3 separate regions of the Homo sapiens genome follow, and regions 1 and 2 are each linked to region 3. Evidence: chromatin loops called from intact Hi-C (ENCODE). Cell type or tissue: endothelial cell of umbilical vein. All regions are shown on one strand.

Region 1 (8,000 bases), 210 kb before region 3:
AGTAATAATATAATATTAAAATACAACTAAACTATTTCATCACATCGTACATCTAAATAAATTCCAGGTATATTAAAATATTATATTTTACAATAAAAACACAAAAGTTGCAAATAAAATATAGATAAAACTTTTTTATATCTTATTTTATTTAGAGACAGGGTCTTGCTCTGTCACCCACGCTGTGGCATGATCATAGCTCGCTGCAGCCTCCAACTCCTAGGCTCAAACAATCCCCCACCTCAGGTGTGTACCACCAGGCCTGGCTATTTTTGTTAGTTAGTTTTTGTAGAGACAGTCTCACTGTGTTGCCCAGGCTGGCTTTTAACTCCTGGCCTCAAGCAATCCTCCCACTTTGGCCTCCCAAAGTGCTGGGATTACAGATGTGTGGGTCACCATCCCCAGCCCATAAATGTTTTGGAAGTCCCTAAAAAGAAATAGAATTTCTAAAACCCAGCACTTTGGGAGGCTGAGGTGGATGCATCACCTGCAGTCAGGAGTTCGAGACCAGCCTAGCCAACATGGTGAAACCCCGTCTCTACTAAAAATATAAAAATTAGCTGGGCATGGTGGCACGTGCCTGTAATCCCAGCTACTCGGGAGGCTGAGGCAGGAGAATTGCTTGAACCTAGGAGGCAGAGGTTGCAGTGAGCTGAGATCGCGACATTGCACTCCAGCCTGGGCGACAAGAGCGAAACTCCGTCTCAAAAAACAACAAAAAGAATTTCTGAAAGAAAGAAAGAAAGAGAAAGAAAAAGATTAGCAGAGTGACAATAGATAAGCAAAGTCAAGTGGAAAACTGCAAATTGGGTAACTGTTCACACTAAACAAGGCAAGTATCTCATCTTTTGTAGATACCCATAAGAAAACATTAAAGTGTAATTAAAAACTGAACAGAGAACATTAACAAACATTCTACTGCAGATAAAATATAATTAGACAAAGGAAAATAATGCAAGTTAAAGCAGTAGATTCTTTTTTATACATACCAGATTGGCAAAGTAAAATAATAATAGTGATAACAACAATAATTTATGGCAAAAGTGCACTGACGTGGATAAAGCACATATTATCGGTGAGTAAAACATCTGAGAAATCAACTCGACATTTTTCAAGAACCTGAAAAATGATTACACAATTTTATGATAAGTCCATCTATGGATAGGTATTCTAAACTATGTTTATACTAGTGAATATTTGAAAACAGACTAACTCTCTCACAAAAGGAGAATGATTAAATAAATATATGTAAGAGGCAAAATTTGATTCAGTTATTAGCATACTAGTCTCTAGGAATTTTTGATAGCAGGAAAATTAGTCCAGATTTAATATAAGACAAAAAATGGAATAGAAACATCTATGTAAAAACAAACAAAAAGAAATGTCTACATAGCTCATTATCTCAAATACGCAAAAATAGACATGCACACATGTGCATGCACACACACACTCAAATAATATATACTAAAAGGAAATCCACCAAAATGAATTATTAGCTATTCTGTGTGTAGAATCATGAGCTATTTTCATTTTATTATTTATAATTTTTTTTGCAAATTTTACATCAGAAATCTCTATTACTTTAGAATCAGAGGTAAATGAAATGAATACTTTAAAATTTCCAATTAATTTCAGCCACAAAGATGTCAGCATTCTTTAAAGTCCTGTATCGCATACATCCTCTGTACATCTTCCATCTATGCAAGTGTTTATTCTGCCAGTTCTTCAATATCCACTAGTCTTTCTTCTCCATACTAAACAGTAGTTTATTGTAAGTATTGGAAGGAAGAGATCATGTCAGGGGTCCAGTTCACTAATCTTTCCAAGGCCCCATTCCCTTCAGGGAATATTGATGGAGAACTGATAGGGCTGTTTAACAATTAAGTGACACAATTAATATAAAGTACTGTTGACAATGCCTGGCACATAGCAAGCACTCAGGTGAAGACCAAGGCGTTAGGGTCAGGTTGACATGGGTTCAAGCCTGGACTCTGAGATTTATTAGTGACAAGATTTTGAAAAAGCTCCTTGGCCTCGCTGAGCCACACTTTTATTGTTAAGTGAGAATCACAGCAGCTATTGTTAGCAAGCTGCTGTGATGTGGCATGTCAGGTGCTTTTAGCCTAGTGATTGGCTGCAGGAAGCACTTGATGAACAGCTGCTGCGGTGATTCCTCCCAGGAGCAGTGGTGATAGTAGCAGTACTTCCAGTAGTGATTTTTCTTCCCCTGCTTTCCTTGTCACTCCATTTTAGTGGTAAACTTTTTGAGTGCTGAGGTTCTTTGTTAGATCTCATGCTCTGTCCCTTTCTCAGACGGGCATTCAGTCTGGCATCTTTCATTTAGGGGATGAAACATGACAAATTATTTCTCAGTAGCCGAGACGAACCAGCTTTTTGTTGGTAATTCAGGGGCTTCTGAGGGAACAGCTAGTGGGTGTGTGGTTTCCATGAGTCCTCTGAATTCGATGAGAGTGGCCAATGTGTGGCAGCAATGAGTCAAGACACCTGTGCACCTAGCGTAGAGAACAGGTATTTTGCTGGATTTGATTGAAGATATTCTTCCATGGCACCTTATGTTTATATTTTCTATATCGATTATTAATGAAAGATAAAGATCTGTTGACTTGTCTGCATTCCATGATAGACTGTAAGCTTCAGGAGGGAAAGGATCATGTTTCTTTTTTTACTCATCCAACAAATGTTTTGGTTGAACATTTCTCTCTCTCTCTCTCTCTCTCTCCCCACCTGTCTGTCTCTATCTCTGTCTCTCTATCTCTCACTCCATCTCTATGTATGTATGTATGTATGTATCTATCTATCTATCTATCTACGTCTATTTCTCTCTCTCTACCTACCTATCTCTATCTATGCCAGACACTTTGCAAGTTGTTGAATATTCAGTGGTGTACAAAATAATCATGACTTTGCATTCACAAACTCTAGTGGAGAAGAGGGCTATTTCATAAATAAATACACAAATAAGAATATAATTACAACTGGTGATGATTCTTTTTTATGAAGGACAAGAACATGAGCTCCATGAGAGAGAATAGAATTGTGGTGGTGAGAGATTGACCTAATTTAGACAGAGGGGGTCAGGGAAGGCCTGTTGGAAGATGTGGTACTTGAGATTGAGGATGAGTAGTTCTGTCTAGAAGGGAGTGGCTTATTCAGTGCTGCATCTTTGGTTACTACCAATAGCACTATTCAAGAGGATACAACCCTAGGTCCCTTAAGAAAAAAAATTTTTTTAAGTGACTCTTTGGGTAGAAAGTCAGAGAATGAGCTGGGGAAAAAGCACACTGGCCCAAGAAAGAGAAAACTTGGCAAGTCTGCCTGAAGACTGAAGGAGACATGGGAAGAAGAAAGAAGTGTTTAAGACATAGACTGAGTCCCTGGGAAGCACTACAAGTCAGGAACTGCTCATGGTGGCTTGTTTTTGAAAACAGACCCCACACAAAGCTCTGCTGATTGATGGTTTGTTTCAGAATGGTGACACATCCAGAAAACAACACAGACACAATATTTCAAAGTAGAAAAGAAAAATATGTCTGATATCCAGAAATAATTACCAACCAATTGAAATCTATTCTACAGTTGCCCCCAAATGCCAATGGAAACAACATTACATGACTCACAAATTCTTTTCTGTCCGCTGTCTTAGCCAGCTTGGGCTGCCATAACAAAATACTATAGACTGAGTGGCTTATACAACAGAAATTAATTTTCTCACAATTCTGGAGGCTAGAAGTCCAAGATCAAGGTTCTTGCTGATTCATTTCCTGCTGAGGCCTCTCTTCCTGGCTTTCAGACAGCTACCTTCTTGCTATGTTCTCATATGATTTTCCCTTGGTTTGTATGCAAGGAAAGGGAGGGAGAGAGTGAGAAAGTGAGTTCTCTGGAGTCTCTTCTTATAAGGACACTAATCTTATGGAATTAGGGCCTCTCTCTTATGACTCCATTTAACCTTAATTACTTCATTAGTGGGTCTGTCTTTACATACAACCATATAAAGGCTTCAGCATATAAATTTTGGAAGGGGTACAAGCATTCACTCCTTAGGATCTATTTATGTTCTGAAGGTCCCACTAATCACTGCAAAGTAGCTGGGTCCAGTAAACATGTTTTCTGCCTCTTCATGTCTCTCCTTTTCTCAAAACTCAAAATGACCTCAAGTCTTCCCACATCTCAAACCCCATCTAGCCTTAATCCTGTGACCCGTGATCTGTTCCACTCTTTCTAATGTAGGTGTAGCTGGCTTCTCTAGACTTCTCCTTCAGTTCTCCTTTCTGCCTATTGATCATCATAAACATCAAAAAGCCAGGTGTGGTGGTTGCCTATGTCACAAAGGGCATTCTCCTTCAGCAAGCAGGACTGGGGAGTGGCTCAGGATGACTCACATTTTAGTATTTTTCTTTCCATGCTCTTGGTTTGCCATGCCCCCTTTGTCTCCACATCACTTGTCTTACTTGCCCCTGATAGTATTTGAGTGGCACAGACAAAAAGGGAACTGCCACCACCATCAGGTCTCAAGAGCACATTTAGCACCTGCAGAGCTCCGTATGTGCAAACCAATGGCCCAGCACTGACATTTTTGGCTCCCGCTAATTAGCTATTTCCCCTTCCAGGATGGGTACTGCCCTCTGTTTTGCCCAAAGTAAATGAATTAAGTTGTTTCCATACTTGAGGCCAACCCTTTTGTCAGCAGCAGCAACTTAATTACTCTCCCCCTATGAGGCAGAGCTGGAGCTGGTTCAAGTGTTCCACCAATGGCCAGCAGGAGAAAAAAAAAATCATTAGAAAATCAATTCTTATTTAATTGAAGATTTTTCCTCCGAATGGAAATAAAGTGGGATTTATCACTGCAGTAGCCTCACAGCCTGGGTAATGACTGCACTTTTGCCTTTCTGGGTTTCCCTTGGTAGATAAGATGTCTTCAGCACCCAGGCTCAGCAGCACCACACACGCTGACTTCTGAGGGTCTGAGAGAGCTAAGGAAAGCAACAGCCTGGATGATGAATCCACTCAGGATGTGGGCCAAAGCTGTACAACCAAAAGATGATGAGAAACAATGCTTAGAAGTAAGATCAATACAGGAGACTAGAACCCGTTGGTCTCTCTTCTTGCAAGAAATTTAAAATAGCATATTTTTTAGGGCTGCTTATTTCTCTTAAGGATCTGCTATTGCCTATAGCATTGAGACTCCCAGGAAGTGCTGAGTCATGGTCCCCAGCATTTGCTGGGACAAATATGAATTCCATCTAGTTATGGGCACCACACTGGTACTTTGACACTCCAGGAATGGTGACCAGAATGATGACTCACCCAGAAACTACAGCATTGGAGGGAGAATTGAAAGCATTGAGAGCTTTTTGTTTTGAGAAATGAAAGTTCAGAGATGTGAGAGGTGTCTTCAAACCTGTGAATGGCATAGCCTTGCTTTGAGTTGCTGAAATGGGTAGAACTAGGGTACTCCTCACAGGGAGGTGGACCATGATGTATTTAATGCAGGAGCTGTTAACAGAACTGCTTAGAAAAGCTTAGGATTGTGTTTAGGGAAGCTGGATTTGAGGAAGTTAATATTTCAAGGCCACAAATTCCTCCATTATTCCCCTCAAACAAGTGTCTATCTATTTGTCTATCATCTATCTATCTATCTATCTATCTATCTATCTATCTATCTATCTATCTTCTATCATCTATCTATCTACCTATTGATCTATCATCTTATCTATCATCTATCTATCTCAACTGAATGGCAAACCCCAATTCAACAAGCCCTCTATCAAAAGATCCCCTGAGAAATTGTTAGCATAGTATTTGGAGAAATTAGACCATGCTAATATCTATTTTAAAACTTCAGTTGCTCCTGTTTTCTGTAAGGTGAAACTGAGACCATTGGAAGGAGCTGCAATGTCTGTTTTTCACAATGCAACCCTAGTCTACTCCTCTGGTTTATGTCCTTTCCTTCTCTCTCCTATAAGACCTCTTTATGATGCGGACACAGTGATATTATAGTCCTTACCCAAGAATGCTATGCCTTTTTCCATCAGCTTACCTTTGCCCATTGAGAAGGCTGCCTGGAAACCCTTTCTCCCGTTTGCTTTGGGAAATACCTATTCTTCGAGACCCAAATTTTGTGGGTCTTGCCTCTCTGCACCAAGAACAACTCATGCCAGCATTTTAACAGTCTTCATTATTTTATGCTGCAAATTTGTGTTTGTGTGTCTGTCTCTCCCACTAGAGTAAGATCACATTCAAGGATAATAATCCTGTCTTATTATTTTGGAAAAATTGTCTCTACAAGACCTGTTTGAAGGTATCAGATTGATTATCACGTGTTCATGCCCAGAAATACATGAATAGAAATTAGTTTGTACCATGAGTCACACACTTGGAAATAAAATACAAGATAGTTAAATATCAAGTAGAAAAGTGAAAAGAACTTTAAATTTGTCCAAAGGATATCAAATATAATTGCCATGGTAGATCAAGAGCTGTGAAAGAGCCCTGGATGTCTTATAAAGACTGGGAGGTGAGGATAACAAATAATAGCTACCACTTAATTAAGAAAAGCATGATGATAGCTACCCAAGTAAGTGATTTTGCAGATATTGCCTAGTTCAATGCTTACAACAACACAATGAAGTAAGAACTAATATCTCTGTTTATGAAGTAAAAGATGAAGACTCACAGAGTCAACTTTTAATGCCACACAACAATTAGGGTGTTGGTACTTGGCTTTAAACTCATATCAGACATGAAATGCCATTTTCTTCAGCACTACGCAATAATGTCTCCCTAGATAAATCAAGATGGCTTCAGAAACATGCCCCTTGGATGGACCTTTGTATTAGTTATCAATTGTTGTGTAATGAATTACATCATAGCATAGTGTCTTAAAATAAGAGATATTTATTATCTCACAATTTCTATTTGGAAGCTATCTGAGTGCAGCTTAATTGAGAGCCTCTGCCTCAAGGTCTCTTATGAGGTTGCAGTCATGCCAGGTCTTGGGCTGTGGTCTCATCTCAAGTCTTGACTGGGCAGAATCCACTCCTGAGCTCTCTCACACGACCAGTGGCAGATTTCAGCTCCTCCCCAGCTGTTGGCCACAGACATCAGTTCTTTGTCACATGGACCTAATCTCAGACACGACATCCCATCACTTCTATTTGCTAGAAGCGAGTCTTGAGGTTCAATTATACTCAAAGTGGGGGACTGCACAAGGACAGGAATCACGGGAGGCAGAGAATGTGCATGCTATTTTAGAGACTGCTTCCCATCCCTGAACCACTTGCTGTGCTCTGGAACAAATGGCAGAATGTTCAGGGGAGGGGATGGGAAAGTGAGGCTGTCATCAGCCTCTGAGGACCTGAAGGGCATGAGCTGCCCACAGTCTGAGGAAGATTTCTCTTATTTACTAGCAACATTTGTAAAGCCTCCACATCACGAGGACTCTCAAAAGCTGACAAGGTGGAGATGCTCAACCTCATTTTCAAGTGTTCAAACTCAGGCTTAGAGATGCTGAGGTACATGATTCTGCTATCAAACACAGAAGGAACTCTCAGATGAAATGCTGCCTGGAGGTGTGATGACAGTCAAAGAGAGAAGAATGTGATACTGTGATATAACAAGAAATATCTATTTGGTCTCTACCTCCAGTTGCTGAGACAAAGCTGCTAAAACCCTTGTGGATATAGGTGCTAGGAGAATCTTGTCTTCTAATGTTTGGTCTTTGACACCAGTTTCTAAAACAGAGCTCCTAAGGCCTTTGTAATTTCCTGAGTTGTAGGAACATCTGATACAGAGCTCCTAAGTTCCTTGGGTGACAGAAGCATCTTTTGTTCTAATGGGGTGACTTTTCTTGGGTTCCTGGATAGCTCAGGATGGGGTTGGTTGCCAGGGGAACCAATCATGTGATTAGAGCATTGAAACTTTCAGGCTCACTCCTGACCTCTGGAAAGGATAGAGGGGCTAAAATTTGAGTTGATCATCAA
Region 2 (8,000 bases), 280 kb before region 3:
CTTTTTGATGGGGTTGTTTGTTTTTTCTTGTAAATTTGTTGGAGTTCATTGTAGATTCTGGATATTAGCCCTTTGTCAGATGAGTAGGTTGTGAAAATTTTCTCTCATTTTGTGGGTTGCCTGTTCACTCTGATGGTAGTTTCTTTTGCTGTGCAGAAGCTCTTTAGTTTAATTAGATCCCATTTGTCAATTTTGGCTTTTGTTGCCATTGCTTTTGGTGTTTTAGACATGAAGTCCTTGCCCATGCCTATGTCCTGAATGGTAATGCCTAGAATCCAGCAGAACATCAAAAAGCTTATCCACCATGATCAAGTGGGCTTCATCCCTGGGATGCAAGGCTGGTTCAATATACGCAAATCCATAAATGTAATCCAGCACATAAACAGAACCAAAGACAAAAACCTCATGATTATCTCAATAGATGCAGAAAAGGCCTTTGACAAAATTCAACAACTCTTCATGCTAAAAACTCTCAATAAATTAGGTATTGATGGGATGTATCTCAAAATAATAAGAGCTATCTATGACAAACCCACAGCCAATATCATACTGAATGGGCAAAAACTAGAAGCATTCCCTTTGAAAGCGGGCACAAGACTGGGATGCCCTCTCTCACCACTCCTATTCAACATAGTGTTGTAAGTTCTGGCCAGGGCAATCAGGCAGGAGAAGGAAATAAAGGGTATTCAATTAGGAAAAGAGGAAGTCAAATTGTCCCTGTTTGCAGATGACATGATTGTATATCTAGAAAACCCCATCGTCTCAGCCCAAAATCTCCTTAAGCTGATAAGCAACTTCAGCTAAGTCTCAGGATACAAGATCAATATACAGAAATCACAAGCATTCTTATACACCAATAACAGACAAGCAGAGAGCCGAATCATGAGTGAACTCCCATTCACAATTGCTTCAAAGAGAATAAAATACCTAGGAATCCACCTTACAAGGGATGTGAAGGACCTCTTCAAGGAGAACTACAAACCACTGCTCAATGAAATAAAAGTGGATACAAACAAATGGAAGAACATTCCATGCTCATGGGTAGGAAGACTCAATATCGTGAAAATGGCCATACTGCCCAAGGTAATTTATAGATTCAATGCCATCCCCATCAAGCTACCAATCACTTTCTTCACAGAATTGGAAAAAACTACTTTAAAGTTCATACGGAACTGAAAAAGAGCCCGCATCACCAAGTCCATCCTAAGCCAAAAGAACAAAGCTGGAGGCATCACACTACCTGACTTCAAACTATACTACAAGGCTACAGTAACCAAAACAGCATGGTACTGGTACCAAAGCAGAGATATAGATCAATGGAACAGAACAGAGCCCTCAGAAATAACGCCGCATATCTACAACTATCTGATCTTTGACAAACCTGAGAAAAACAAGCAATGGGGAAAGGATTCCCTATTTAATAAATGGTGCTGGGAAAACTGGCTAGCCATATGTAGAAAGCTGAAACTGGATCCCTTCCTTACACCTTATACAAAAATCAATTCAAGATGGATTAAAGACTTAAACGTTAGACCTAAAAACATAAAAACCCTAACCAATGTTCTGATACCACTGCTTCTGTTTTCTTCCAACCCATTCTTCTCAAAGCAGCCAGCAAAGAAAAATAAAAAAAAATGTAAATTAGATTATGTCACTTCTTTTTGCAATGTCCAACAATGCTAAAAGACACACGCGCGCGCACACATACACACACACACACCACACACACACCCCAGAATGCCTATAAAGATCTGCTCCTGCCTACCTGCCCAGTCTCATCCCAAGCCACAGTTTCCTTTGGTCTCTGTATTCCAGGCACCCTGCTTCCTTCCCATTCTCAAATGTGCCAAGCTCTTTCTCACCTTATTGCTTTCATGGGCATTATTCACGCTGTCTGGAGCCTACTGCCCTCCACTGTTCCCCTTACTAGCTTCACTTCCTTCAAGTTTTATATACAATGTCATTTACCTAGTTTAAATTAGGTCACCCTGTAACATTCCAGTGTTTTAGAACAAACATCTGTTTTTCAACTGAAGCAAATTCCCATAGCCAAAACCTTTTAAAGTGAGCAATTCAGCAGCATTTGGTACATTCACAATATTATGCAACAATCACCTCTGTCTACTCCCAAAACATTTTCATCACCCCAGAAGGAAACATTGCACCCACTAAGCAGTTACTCCCCACTGCTCACTCCCCTCAGCCCAGAGCGATCACCACTCTGTGTCTAGTCTCTGTGGATTTACTTATTCTAGATATTCATATAAATGGAATTCTATAATGTGACCTTTTATGTCAGGCTTCTTTTGCCTAGCATTATGTCTTTGAGGTTCATCCATGATGTAGTAACGTATAAGTACTTCAGTCCTTTACGAGGCTGAATAGTATTTCCTTGTGTGTGTGTGTGTGTGTGTGTGTGTGTGTGTGTATATATATGTATATATATATATACATATATATGTGTATATATGTGTGTATATATATATACATAACTCATTTTGTTTATCCATTCATCAACTGATGGACACTTGGATTGTTTCTGCCTTTTGGCCATTGTGAATAGTGCAGCTATAAACATTCATGTACAAATACCTTTTTGAGTCCCTGTTTTCAAGGCTTTTGGGACACCATGCTCTTTTAGGTTGTTGCATGTATCTATGCTTCTAGTGTGGTACCTATGTGTATGATTCTTTGTTTAGTGTCTGCTTGTCCACACTATTTGCTGAACTCCATAGCTGCAAGGGACACTTGTTTTTTTCACCATTGTAGCATCTGACATGAAGCTGAACCATAGGAGATATTTGACAAATATGTGTGAATGAATGAATGAGAAAGCAAGTTGCCCAGATTGACGACCAAGCTAAAGGATGAGACTTGGGGATAAACTTTTGAGGTATCTGGAATGAGATAAGGTGAGGTTTTCATGTGGTTCAATAGCAGCCTCTTCCTGTCACTAGAAAGACTTGGTCACTATCTTCAGTGACCAAGCATCATTATATCTGACACATTCCAAACTTTGAAAACCCCACATAGTACAAGTTTAGGGAAAAGAGTTTTAGTCATACTTTGCCTGTTCCACCGAGGCCTTAGTTGGTGATGTCCACAGCAAAAACTCAGATTTTTGCTCAGAATTCCAGCTAGGGCTCTCCAGAGACCACAACTCCCAGGGCAGAGCTCATTCTGCATTTCCAAGCTTTTCTTTCTGGATATCTTCAGCAAGGCAGAACTGGACAAAGGTGAATGACATTCAAGGTTAATCATGCTGGCGTTCGTGATTCCAGTGACTGTATTTGAGTTTGTTTTTCAATTGTTCTTTTGATGGCTATTCTACTTCTGCGTGCCAACATTCTCAGTTTGTAATGCCAACTGTGCTCTGTAGTGAACAAGAACAAGCCTGCTGCGTAGTGTGAGGGTGGCAGCAGCTTGAGCATTTTTATCGTCTACTCATTGTCTCTGCTGCTGTGTCTTTCAGTCCTCCTCTGATTCTATCAATGAGTCTCTCTCCCTCTACCTTTGCTCTGTCTCTGTTTTCTGTCTGTGTTTCACTCTGCTCTGCTTCATGTTTCTCTGCTCTTCTTCCCGTTCTCTCTCTGTCTTCACCTTTCCTTGTCCTTCTATGCCTCTCCTAGGGGAGGGGATCATGTGCTGCACAAACCATGTGTGTATATTGTTCTGTCTCTTCAGGCTGTTGTTATCCCTGTCAATAAACTTCTTCCTGTCTCCAAGTGACTGGTCCTATCTCCTTTACAATCAGGGGAGACCGGAACTGGCTGCAATGAATGTGAGGAAGTCTTTATAATTAACAGGATCTCTCTGCCATTTACACAAACACTTTAAACTACATAGGGAGCCAAGCATACCGTTTGCACGTCTGATGAGAAGGTAATAAATGTGGGGGAGTGAGTGGAAAAGGGGAGGGCAGACTGAGGTTAAGTAACAGGGAGAGGGTGCTGGGAGGCATCAGATTAACACAGGGTGGGGTGGGTATGGGACGTTTGTATTTAGCTAGGCTCCATAATTATGCTCTGACACTTTCTAGGTGCCAGGCACTGAGCTAGGCTTTAGGAATAGAAAGCTCTAGGGGTAGAGACTCCACCTTAGGTGAATTTAGTTTAAGAAGAGGATGTATTAACAAGAAGACACAATGTCTGAGTGCAGTAGAGAAGCAGATGGTGACTTGTGGATGCTCTCAGAAGGAGAGAAGGAGATGTTAGAGGTGCAGTGATGTTTCAGTGGAGCCTTGAAGGAAGAAAATGATTTGGGTAGAGAGAAGCTGCAGAAGGCAAGACATTCTTGGCTATAGGAAACATCTGAGCCAATGCTCAGGGTTGGGAAGTCAAAGGTATTTGAGGAAGAATGAGAATGTCCTGGTTTTAACAGATTGGGGTTGGGAGAATGGGGAGAGAAATGGATAGGCAGGGGCTGTGATGTCAGAAGCACCAAGTGTCCCATAGGATTCTGGGCCATTACTCCGTGGGGAGCTAGACAATGTCATGAAACTCTATGACAGCAGTGTCCAATAGAACCTCCTGCATGGCAGAAATGCTTCTAACATGGTAAGCTGCACAGGGATATCAAGAATTGAGTCCTTGAAACGTGGCTGATATGACAGGGGAGCTGAATTTTTATTTTTTTTAAATTCTAATTTATTGAAATATAAATGTAAATGGCCCAGATGGCTGATAGCTGCTATGTAAGACAACACACCCCTGAGATGTCATGACCAGCATCTCTGAGATGTCATGACCGTATTGTCAGGTAGGCAGTCTGGCCACAGTGTGACAAAGGGACTGGAGGGCCTGATACTTCAGAGAGAGCAATCGGGACATTCATGGAAGGAGGGGCAGGTAAGGACATAAACCAGGTGAGGACCAGGGACACTCAGGATTGAGCACCTTGGCTGGGGGATGTCATACTGGGGAGTAAAGCCCAGGGATGGGCCTCTGGGAGGTGCTGGCCCATGCAACTGGAGGCCAGCAGCAAGCTGCCACAGTGTTCATACACCCAAGGGTATACATCAGGCCTGGGATCCAGGTTGGGAATATGATAATGAGATTGTGAAGGTCTTTGATGGTAATTTAGCTGTGAATCTTGGAATATCTAAAGCTTGTCTTTGATAAGCCATCCCTTCCCTGGGATCTCTAAGAATATATTATGTGGCCGGGAAACACAGCAAGCCAAAAACACCTCCTGGCTCAAAGGTCCTAAAACTCAAAGGTGCCATAGGGCCTCCTCTGCTTCCTTTTCCTAATGCTGCATTTCATCTTCTGATGAAAAATGAATTTAATTTAAAGCAAAGCAAATTTAATAAAAATCCAGACAGGTATTTTTTTTTTATTTGTTTTGGTGGAACTTGATAAAATTGGTCCTAAAATATTCATGCAAAAATTAAGGCTCAGGGATAGCTAAGATACTTGTGAAGAAGGAGCAAAGGAGTCTTGTTCTTTCATACAGCAAGATTTATTTCAAAGATATGATAATTGAAGCAGTGTAAATTTGGTCCACAGATAGACAAGTAAATCACAGCAACAAACTAGGCAGTGTAGGAAAAGCTCTTAAACACACATGGAAACTTATAAAAGATGGCAGTGGCTTGAACATAGGTGATGAGAGGGATAGTTCTAGTCAATAAATGTTGTGGGAAGAACGGTGATCCTCAAAGAAAAAAAGAACATCTGATCCCTGCTTTAGACCATATGTAAGCATCAAATCTAGAAGGAATAAGCAGTAAAATAATAGAACTTTTAGAAGGAAATTAGGATAACATATTTATGACCTTGGGGTAGATAGGTTTTTTTAAACCATAAACAAAAAGCAAAAATTATAAGGGATAAGATGGATAAATTTGGCTAATGAGATAGTCTCTCATATAACAACACCCATCTGTACAAATAACTGCCAAAAGGTTACTATCTGGAATATATAAAGCACTACTATAAATCAATAATATAAAGACAAACATTTCACCAGAAAAAGTGAACTAAAGATTCATACAAACAAGGGAAAAACCGAATATGGAAACCAAATAGCCAAGCTGTATATAGGAAAAAGTGTTCAACCATATTAATAAGTCATAGATACACAAGTTAAAATACAACAGCATTCCCCACCCATTTTGTGATGCTGATTTTTGCTGAATAGGTGGAGAAAGGCATACTCTCACATACTGCTGGAGTGACTGTAAGTTGGTGTGATTCACTTGAAGATCAATGTAGCAACAACAAATGAAATTGAAGATGTACACACTTTATGACCTAGCACTTCAATTGCTGGGTATTTACCCTCAATAATCTCTCCTACATGTGCACAAACACACTCATGGCAGTGCTACTTGCGCATAAGGGAAATTGGACACACATTCCATGACAACCAGTGAGGGGTAAACACATAAACGGTGGTATAGTTACATAACAAAATACTATATAGAAAAATAAGTTATTGAATTTAGTTTGAATAAACTGAATGGACCAAATCTACACATATCAGCATGGATAATTCTCAAAACCTGATAGCTTGAAACCTTTTTTTGAAAATACTTCAATAGTGTCTGAGACTTTTTATTCCCCTACATCAGATAATCCTGTTAAGTTATTGTAATTAAATCGATGGTGGTTGCACAATTTATAGGTCCTTCAGATCGTAATTTTAATAATGTTATTTTTAACATTATTAAAGAATAATAATAATAAGTGACATTCATTAAGAATTGGCCAATAGATAGTATGTTAAATGTATTTCAGGCATTACCTAATTTAATCCTATAATAATCCCTTGGTTATTATAATATAATTATAGATGCGATTATTATTCCCAATTTACAGATGAGAAAAATGAATTAGGAAAATGGTATTAAATAACTTGTTCAAGGTCATATAAAAAATAAGTGATAGAGGAACAAATATTCAAGGTCAAGATAGGGGCGTAATATAAAATCTAATACAAGGCTTCTGATATTAAGTCCATTGGACAATGTGTTCACCAGAGTATTATTTTAATGAGATTTTTCTGATAATAAAAAATAATTTGGAAGTCACAGATAAGCACAAAAAAATGTAAAGAAACCATAACTCTACCACTTGGACAATACATTTTAATATTTATGTGTTTGCTTTTAATTTTTTAATTTTAGCACTATGTGCAAGTAGTGGTAGGGAAAATTTCTACCCCAAGAAATAACTTAATTATTGACCTATTCTGATCTATTTCTGGAGTTTTTGGAAAAGTTTGAACTCTTCATATGCTGGTCTTGGGAGAATATGAAGGCATGATGGTAAACAGACCTTCACTGAAGTTCTAGCCATCTCCCCGGAAGAAGCCACATTGCTGCTGTCTTCCCAAGTTATTAAAAGTATGGCTGTTAAACCCAATGGGTTCCCAATGAACTCCATCTTATACTTCTCTTAGATAGGGGGAGGCTTTTAATACCTTTCTCATCCTCCCCCTACCATCCTCATACCAACCTAGGGGAGTGAAGTTACCCATCAGGGCATAAGTCTCGGTGTGTCCCATACAGCACATAAATACAGGACATCTGCTCAGAGATGGGGTCACTGCATGATAAAATTCCATGCATGCACCTATGATTCTTTCATTTCTTCTTCTACATGGTCATATTGTTAGGTGTATTCACCCGCCTTGTCTAGAAAACACTTCCAGGCATTATCTAGTGGCAAATGATGCCCTGCAAGGGGACATTTCCACCAACTGGGTCTGTTCACAAATGTGCCACAAATTCCACCTACAACTCCAAAATAGGAGTCCAAAAATAGTTGAAACATTGGCAGCCTCACTGAGAAGGAGAGTGGCTTCCCGCAGGGGCCGCTTCTGAGAAGACAACTTCATTTTGACAGATTTGTGCTGGTGTGTCTGTTAACAACATAGTCTTCTCACTTTTCAAGCTTCTCCAGGATTTCCCAGGGCTTGGAGAGATGTTTGCACAAACTAGCTTCCCGAGATAAATCCCAAGTCACGTAGCCAGGGCTTGGCATCAAATTGAAAGA
Region 3 (8,000 bases):
AAACTGATGTACATCTCATATGGATTACTTTTTTGTGTGTGAAAACAAAATTAGATCTCATGTCATTAGCACAGGAAATGGAATATTTTGAAAATTATAACAATAGCTAATCTTTATTGAACAGTTATTCTGTGTCAAGTACTGTTCTAAGCAAATATAAGCATTAAGTAATCTATTTCTCATAACAACTCAATGAAGTATTGTTCTTTTACTACACCCATTTTATAGATAAGGAAATTCACTCACAAAATATTAATTGCCAGTGCTTTTCTTTGGGTAGAGAGATTATGGGTATATATTTCTTAATATTTTCATATTTTATAAGATTGCCTATGTGGCTTTTATATTTACAATATAAATGCTATTTTAAAAACAATGACAATATTAGGCTTAATTTTCTTTTAAAGAAACCAGAAGTATGGCTCTTGAATGTGACATTTACCAAACCCCGACTCTGCTAAGGCATTTGCAAAGGCCCTGAGGCCATCCTCCAATATACCTTAATGGCACATAGACTTGGTGGTATAATCAACCAAATTAGATCAGTGCCTGCTCTTTGCCCTCTGAATCTCCAGCTTTGGTGGCACCCAGATCAGTATGACAAACCCTTCTAGGCTTCTTTCTATGGAAAGTCTTATGGGTGGTTTTTCGCTGGATAACTGAGTGCTCTTGGAACATGCTGTTGAACCTCCCTCACGTCACCCTCCTGTAAAAAGGATGTGTTGGTTGAGTATCCCCCAAAGTCTGACTTTGAGATAGGAATTTCAGCATAAGTAGTTTATCTGGGTTGCGACCCCAGCAGGCACAGTGAGGGGGTGGAGAAATGAGTCAGGGAAAGGAAGAGAGGCAATAAAAGTGGTATTAACTAGTGTGTTATCGCTACAGGAAGATGGGCCTCAATTCCATTGGGGACTCCTAAGAGCCTGTGCAGAACATACCTTGGAACTGGCCTGCTATGGGGCAAAGAAGTTGGAATGTCATTCATCAACATCACCAACTTTTATCCTTAATTATTATAAGGTTACCCTTGGTGGTGTCAACACCTTCAGGTTTCTGGGTGTCCAGCGCAGTGGGCCACAGTTCTCCTGTGGCCAGAGGACATTCTGTGGCAGAGAGACACAATTTCCTTTGACGTATATGGGGATTCTTGTTAGGTGACCTCTGGGGTAAGCTGATGGGGGACAGGGCCAGACACCAACAGTATCTGCTACAGATGTTAAAAAAATAAATAAGATGACACATTTAAGGATTTAGCATATAAATGCTTAATAAATGCTAGCTGCCATAATTAAAATGATAGCATTAGCACTATCATAACTAGTGCAGAACTCATATTAAAATCCAAGTTTTGTGAATTCTGGTCTCAGAGTATTTTAATTAATGGGGGAATCTTCATGTTTCTTTTTCATGGTTGTATTTCCCTCGTTTAATCTTTATGTTTGTGTAAACTAACCCTCAGTTCTCCATTCTTAGGGTAGGAATAATTAAATGGGAACCATTTTTGCAGACTAAATTTTCCATCTCTGAAATTCTGTGCTTCACCTTAGGAAAACCCCCAAACTAACATTAGCTACTATTGTTGTTTTATTTCTTTAAGCCATGCCACTTATGGCTCTGGGGTCAGGAGATAGACATCTTGTTTTTATGAAGGCTCCCAAGGGGTGAACTGCAGTCAAACCACGTTTCCCTGGAAGACTTCAAGCCATTTTAGCTGCTCAATGGAGAACACATCCCAGGATGCAGGCAGGTTTCCAAGACAACTGGGGGTTTGATTGTTCATAGAAGGATGGCCAAAGCAGCTGCATATTGGTGCTTTGGAAGTCTCAAACTATTCCACAAGAGCTTTGAGTTCTGTAAATCCAAAACATATTTGCTACAAATATTTTTCTTTTCATTTTTTAATCACATATATATTACAAGGGAAATATATTCCATCTGATTTTTTTTACTCACTTATATTGTCCAAATGAAATTTTGAAATGTATTTGATGTTCTATAATTTAAAGAAAAATTCACTATAATGGAAAAACATATTTGGTAAAAGGCAAGTGCTTCTGCTCTTCATGCTGCTAGTGACTGTGGGTCACTGAAGTGGCCTCAGAGTCAACACAATGAATTGGCCATGTCGTGGATTCCTTTGAAGGATGGTTCCAGCTCTCTCAGTGGCAGATACAATGGGTAACAAAGGGCTCATCTAATTCTATTAATCACAGAAACTTGGCAAAGAGAAGAGTATGGCATAAAGAGGTTCAAGGACCTGAAATACCAGTGAGTCCAACCTCACTTTATTTTACAGCTGAGGAAACTGAGCCCCAGAGGGGAGAAATTCTTTGCCTAATGACACATGGTTAATTAAAGGCAGATTTGGGGTCATAAACTTAGGTCTCCTGAGACTAGGAGCAGGGTACCAGTATTCTTTCTACTGTCTGTGCTGTAAAGCATCAAAGCACAAATACAAAATCTGACTGCAAAACTGAAATCACAAGTGTGTTCAAGAATCATGGGCTGTTATGAATTTTGGAGGAACAGGGAATACAGAAGTTTTAAAAACAGACTCTCCTTCAAAGAGCACAGGCTCTGGGGTAGGCTGTGATGTGCTCCTGTTGCAATTTTACTACCTCCCTAATGATAATGACTTTGGGAAGTTACTTAACTGCTCTGAGTTTCTGTTTCCTAATCTGAAAAATGGGTTAAAATTAGCATCCACACATCAGATTGTCATGAAAGTTAGATAAAAACCTGGATATAAAAACACTTGCTACAGTGGCTACCATGGAGCAAATATTAAAAATAAAACAAATAAAAACCTTTTTAAAAAAAGTATTACTATTAACATTATTATTCAATGATCTTACTTTCCAGGACAGTGCTTCCTAAAACTGTGTTTTGTAGAACACTAATACCAGACGATGGATGTGAATTGATGTTTGGGTTTGTGTTTGTTTGTTTGTTTTTGTTGTTGTTTTGAGACAAGATCTCACTATGTCACCCAACCTGGAGTGTAGTGGCATGATTATAGCTCACTGCAGCCTCAAACTCTTGGGGCTCAAGCAATCCTTCCTCCTCAGCCTCCTGAGACTACAGGCAAACACCACCACATCCTGTCCAGCTAATTTATTTATTTTTTGTATGTGGAGACAGGTTTTCACTGTGTTGCCCAGGCTGGTCGTGCACTCCTGGCCTCAAGCGATCCACATAGGCCTCCCAAGTGGGATTACAGGAGTGAGCCACCATGTCCAGTCTGTGAACTGATATAACAAACAAATAAGTGCAAAGAAAATATCCTATATTTCAGTGTGTTTTGAAAATACATACTCCACTGTTTTCTTGGCTATTCTTAATGCATAATATGCAACTGGTAGTCTGTAAGAAAGCATTCAGGAGAGAACACTATTAAATTGTGTTGAATGTAATGTAACCAAAAATCATGTATTTTTCTTTTTAATAACATGCATAAATTAATACTGTATGCAATAGCATTCTGTTATATATCAGTTATGAGAATGTCAGTGTAGGAGAGATAATAGGTAGACACAAAGCTATAATGCACATGGATCATGATCCATCATCAAAAGATGTGTAAAGGTGACTGCCAAGAAGCATTCCTCTTCCAAATGTGTCTGCTTCATGGATTCTTCATGAAGGAAAAATTATTACAGCAGAAGAGGGTTAGGGGTTACTCAGAGATTGAAGTGAGGAAGTTCCTGGACACAAAAGTAAGAAAGTGCTGAGGAAGTTTTGGAGAACAGCAAAAATCCAACTTTACACCTTCAGCAGTGGGCAGGATTTGGGGGAAGCACTGGCTAGAGATTGTGGGACCAGCTTATCTTCCTTTTCTTTTCCAAGGGCCGGAAGTATGCAGGGTTTATTTTTACATTTACAACACCTAGTGCAGGGTCTGGCACTAAGTAGGACTCAATAAATGTGCACTGAGTTGAGACCAGATCTAAGTGGATGTGAAAAGCCATGACAAGGAATCTGGATGCTATTTGGCAGGCAATGGAGAGCCCTTGAAGCTTGCTGCTCAGGGGAGTGACATATTCAGAAAAGTACTTAGAGAGATCGGTTTGGCACCAGGTAGAAGATGGAACCAAGGAGAAAGAAACTGGAGGCAAGAATAAATCCAGAATCCATGCACTATTTTAAACAAGAAGCAACTGAACTCATGGATGGACAGAGGAGTGGAGATGCAGACAAAAGAGCAGCTGCAGAGGTAGAAAACTAACAGAACCTTCAGTAATAATATTTCTTAAGTTAAAAGAGGAAAATTAACAGGGTTTCATCAATGATTTCTTATTGTGCAAAGAAAAAGAGATGAATCTTGAGACTCTGAGCTCTGGTTCTCTTAAAAGTGAGAGAATGGTAGTGTCAAGGACAGTCAAAACGAGTGGGGAAAGTAGACTGTTCGAACTGTGTAGAAAGATGAGCCCAGATTTGAACTTTGAGTCAAGCTTGAGGAGCTGACAGGAAATAGGGCAGATAATCAGAAAGAACTTGGAAATGTGCAACAGAAACATGGAGGATAAATTAAAAATGAAAATGTATATCTGGGATCCACCTGCATGGAGCTGAGATCCGATGTTCCGTGAGTAGATAGGAGGGTGATTTAGAGACTTGAGGGAAAGGAAAGTGAAAGTCAGGAGCATCATTTCCCACCATTGTCCACAGCTGCAGCCTGACACAGCTTGTTCCATGCCCACCCCCTGGAGGCAGATGGCTACGTGCAATCACACCGCTGTCCAGTGCCTGAGTCAACCCTTTAGCTCTGGTCTAGCTCCCCCTAGGGGTGGAGTTTGAGCATGGTCTTGCTGTTTTGTCTAGGGGCAGCCCTAAACACTCACCTGCCCACTCAATTGAATTTTTTCCCTGCCCCTGTAGTTGTCTTCAGAATGCAGTCTCCTAAATAAGACTACTTGGATTTGAACTTCAGCACTAGAAGAATGGAAGAGTTTTTTTTTTTTTTAACTTCTCTCTTCCTTTTCATAAATAAAAATAATATGTATGTGATAGTGTTTGCTTATGAAGAGTAAATGTAAAGCATTTGGAAAATTCTTGACATATAGTAGAAGCTTAATATATTTTTCCCATTATTATCTGTTTTATCACACCAGTTATTTGTGCTTAGTACTGATGCCTGGGCTTATGACTCAGTTTTCGTGAAATTATTAGAAACCTGCCCTGAAGCTCTGTTCCCGTTGCAAAACAAACAAAACTCAGTTTAACTTGGGTCACCTCCAGAGTCAGGCTCTTGTCCACCCTAACCCCTGTTTCGAGACTGTACTGACTCTTGTCATCATAGGAGAACAGAAACTTCCGCACCCCTCCCATCACTCACTCATTTATTAATTTATTGAATCACCCATTCAACTAAGATTTATTAAGCATTCACTTTGTGATGGGCACTCTGTCTACAACTACCAGGTAACACTATCTGGAAACTGAGGTAGCCATGCCTTTGCTATTCTGGACACTGTAATACTGTAACCCTCCACTGCAGCCACCATGACAGCAGGAAGGATTGACACTCTATCCTCACATGAATTTCCAGTGTGCTTTGAGGTTGAGCCACCAAACTCCTCCAGCAAACTGCCTTCTTTTATTTATTTATTTATTTATTTATTTATTTATTTATTTATTATTATTATACTTTAAGTTTTAGGGTACATGTGCACAATGTGCAGGTTAGTTACATATGTATACATGTGCCATGCTGGTGCGCTGCACCCACTAACTCGTCATCTAGCATTAGGTATATCTCCAATGCTATCCCTCTCCCCTCCCCCCACCCCACAACAGTCCCCAGAGTGTGATGTTCCCCTTCCTGTGTCCATGTGTTCTCATTGTTCAAAATGATGAGTTCATGTCCTTTGTAGGGACATGGATGAAATTGGAAATCATCATTCTCAGTAAACTATCGCAAGAACAAAAAAAACCAAACACCGCATATTCTCACTCATAGGTGGGAATTGAACAAACTGCCTTCTTATATCTCCCCAGACTCATGAGCAAATGGTAGCACAGGGTAAAAGCCCAGGAAGTTCATGCTGATGCCTTGGGAGGATACACAAGAGGGTCAGTACTGCTTTTACCCCATGATGATGCAGGCAAGAAGACATCCATCCTCCCATATCTGTTTACATCAGCCCTGATGCCTCATAAAACTTCCCCCCATACAGTCATTAACGAGGTGGTAACAAGGATATCAGGGGCCCAGGGGAGACACTCTGTTTGATGTTCTGGATGAAGGAAATGCAGACTTGCTCTTTGTGAAAGTATGAGGGCTAACTTGGAGGCCTGCCTGACAGTCCCTGTAAGCTCAGACATGAAGTCAGGGGAATACAATTGTGTGAAAGAAGCAGAACAGTGAAGTGTTGAGATGGCAAAATTTGGAAGCCCAAGGGCAGGGAGCAGAACAGGAAAAACAGGCATAAGAGTTTTCCATGTGGGTAACATAAAATGATTAGTGACATCCACATCAACAGAAGGCTCCCTGTTCTTTGCTTGTGGTGTGTTTTTGTGTAGACATCCACACTTCCGATCCACAGTGAAGCCTACAAAGGGGCTGAGCACTCTTCCTGCAGTGAACTTATACATGTGCAATTGTACGTGTCTTTATTTTTCTCTTTGTTATTTGTGCTGCATTTAACCCTATGGCTGGAACATTATAAATGTTGAAAACTTTGTTGAATGAATAAAGAAATAAATGGCTCAAAGATGGGACCATTTAGCAGGAAGAAGGACCTGCCAACCTTCTTTTTCTCTTTTTTGTCTATGGAACCAGACAAGGGCAAAGGATAGGGAAGTGGCACTGGGGAATTCCACTCTAGAATGTCCTTGAGACTCCCAGTCATTGGTAGGGCTGATGCTTACCGGACCTTCTGGTGCCAAAGATCAATGTCACCATAACCAGGGTAATGTGGGGAAGGCAGACCTCAGTCCTCAGCCCAGAAATGGCAAGTTCTTCTCACCCCACATCCTCTCACACTCAGGGCTGGCAGCTTTTGAATGGGGAAGGACCCTTTGTTCTACCCAAAGATGATCATCTAAATCAGACCAACAGTCCAGCTGGGACATCCACATATACCTTAGTATTCTCTAGTATTTATTAGAAATTGGGCAACTCTTTACCTTCTAGGAACAATCTGCAGTTGTGTGGAAGGATCATTGACATTGTAATATCGACAGCAAATAGCTTTTGAGCACTTATTTGCGTGGGATACTTTTAAAATCTTCTACAGCCATTATCTCATGTGTCATCACAACATCCAAGAGGCAGGAACCTTTACTCCTCTTGTTTAGTACATAAGGAAAATGAGGTCTGGAGAGGTAAATTAACTTTTTTATGGTTACAATGCAAGCTATTGGCAAATCTGAACTGAATCCAGGAATTCAGCCTTCTAAGCAACGCTCTTAAGCATTGCACTGAATAATTAGACTCATGTTTATATCTAACTTTACATCTAGCACTAGATGACTTTGTGGTTTTAGGTCTATTACATGCACTAGCCTCCACTGTTCTTATCTATAAATGGAAAACATAGTGTGTCCCACGATTCTTGTAAGGATATGTGCTAGACACCTCATCAGAGCAGTGTCCAGCATATAGGAGGTTACTTTCATTCCCATCACTTTGGTCATTAGGAGAAACTCATGAGGAATGTTTTGGTCTCCAGTTCTGCCGAGTCTGTCTCTTCCTGGATCTGCGAGTATATATGATGGTACTCTTTTCCCCTGGCAAGAGAAGGGCAGCTGGGAAACTGTTGCCTCTCAGGATAAAGGAGAATTATCTTCGAGGAGTGCCAAGTGCGTGCTTATTCATAAAACAAACATTTATGGAGCTTCAACAAGAGTCTGGGCAGCAGCAACTATAGCGTCAGGGACTGTGCAGTTGGTTCATTAGAAGCTGAAGCCCCCCTGGAGGCCTGCAGGGAGCGGGCCTGGAAGGGGGAGTGGAGTGCAAAGGCCAGCTGGTTCTCTGGCAACAAAGTCAACATCGCCCC

What was found. A loop is a pair of places that touch in the nucleus more often than their neighbours do. Peaks named below come from ENCODE experiments on the same cell type or tissue, not always from the same donor. Only the 100,000 strongest peaks of a DNase experiment are listed, where the experiment ranks them.
Region 1: a loop joins it to region 3, with 8 times the contacts of the local background. A loop is called at or near these places in 6 of 110 quality-filtered maps.
Region 2: it touches region 3 in a loop (10-fold over the local background); 3 of 110 quality-filtered maps call a loop at or near these places.

Annotation. Positions count from the first base shown.
Region 1 is chr20:39,656,730-39,664,729 of GRCh38, forward strand. It overlaps LOC102724950 (a long non-coding RNA gene), which reads right to left and starts at 4,096. Exons shown (of 3, transcript XR_936712.3): 1 at 3,734-4,096. RefSeq lists an enhancer at 4,679-5,878. In endothelial cell of umbilical vein, no CTCF peak of the experiment used is centred here; DNase peaks (open chromatin) are centred at 3,662 and 4,402; H3K27ac peaks cover 2,318 bases.
Region 2 is chr20:39,584,633-39,592,632 of GRCh38, forward strand. No RefSeq gene overlaps it. Among named protein-coding and RNA genes, the nearest start is that of LINC01734, 360 kb to the left of the region's middle. In endothelial cell of umbilical vein, no CTCF peak of the experiment used is centred here; a DNase peak (open chromatin) is centred at 3,739; H3K27ac peaks cover 1,404 bases.
Region 3 is chr20:39,869,489-39,877,488 of GRCh38, forward strand. No RefSeq gene overlaps it. Among named protein-coding and RNA genes, the nearest start is that of LINC01370, 130 kb to the right of the region's middle. In endothelial cell of umbilical vein, a CTCF peak has its summit at 4,762 (motif pointing left); a DNase peak (open chromatin) is centred at 4,723.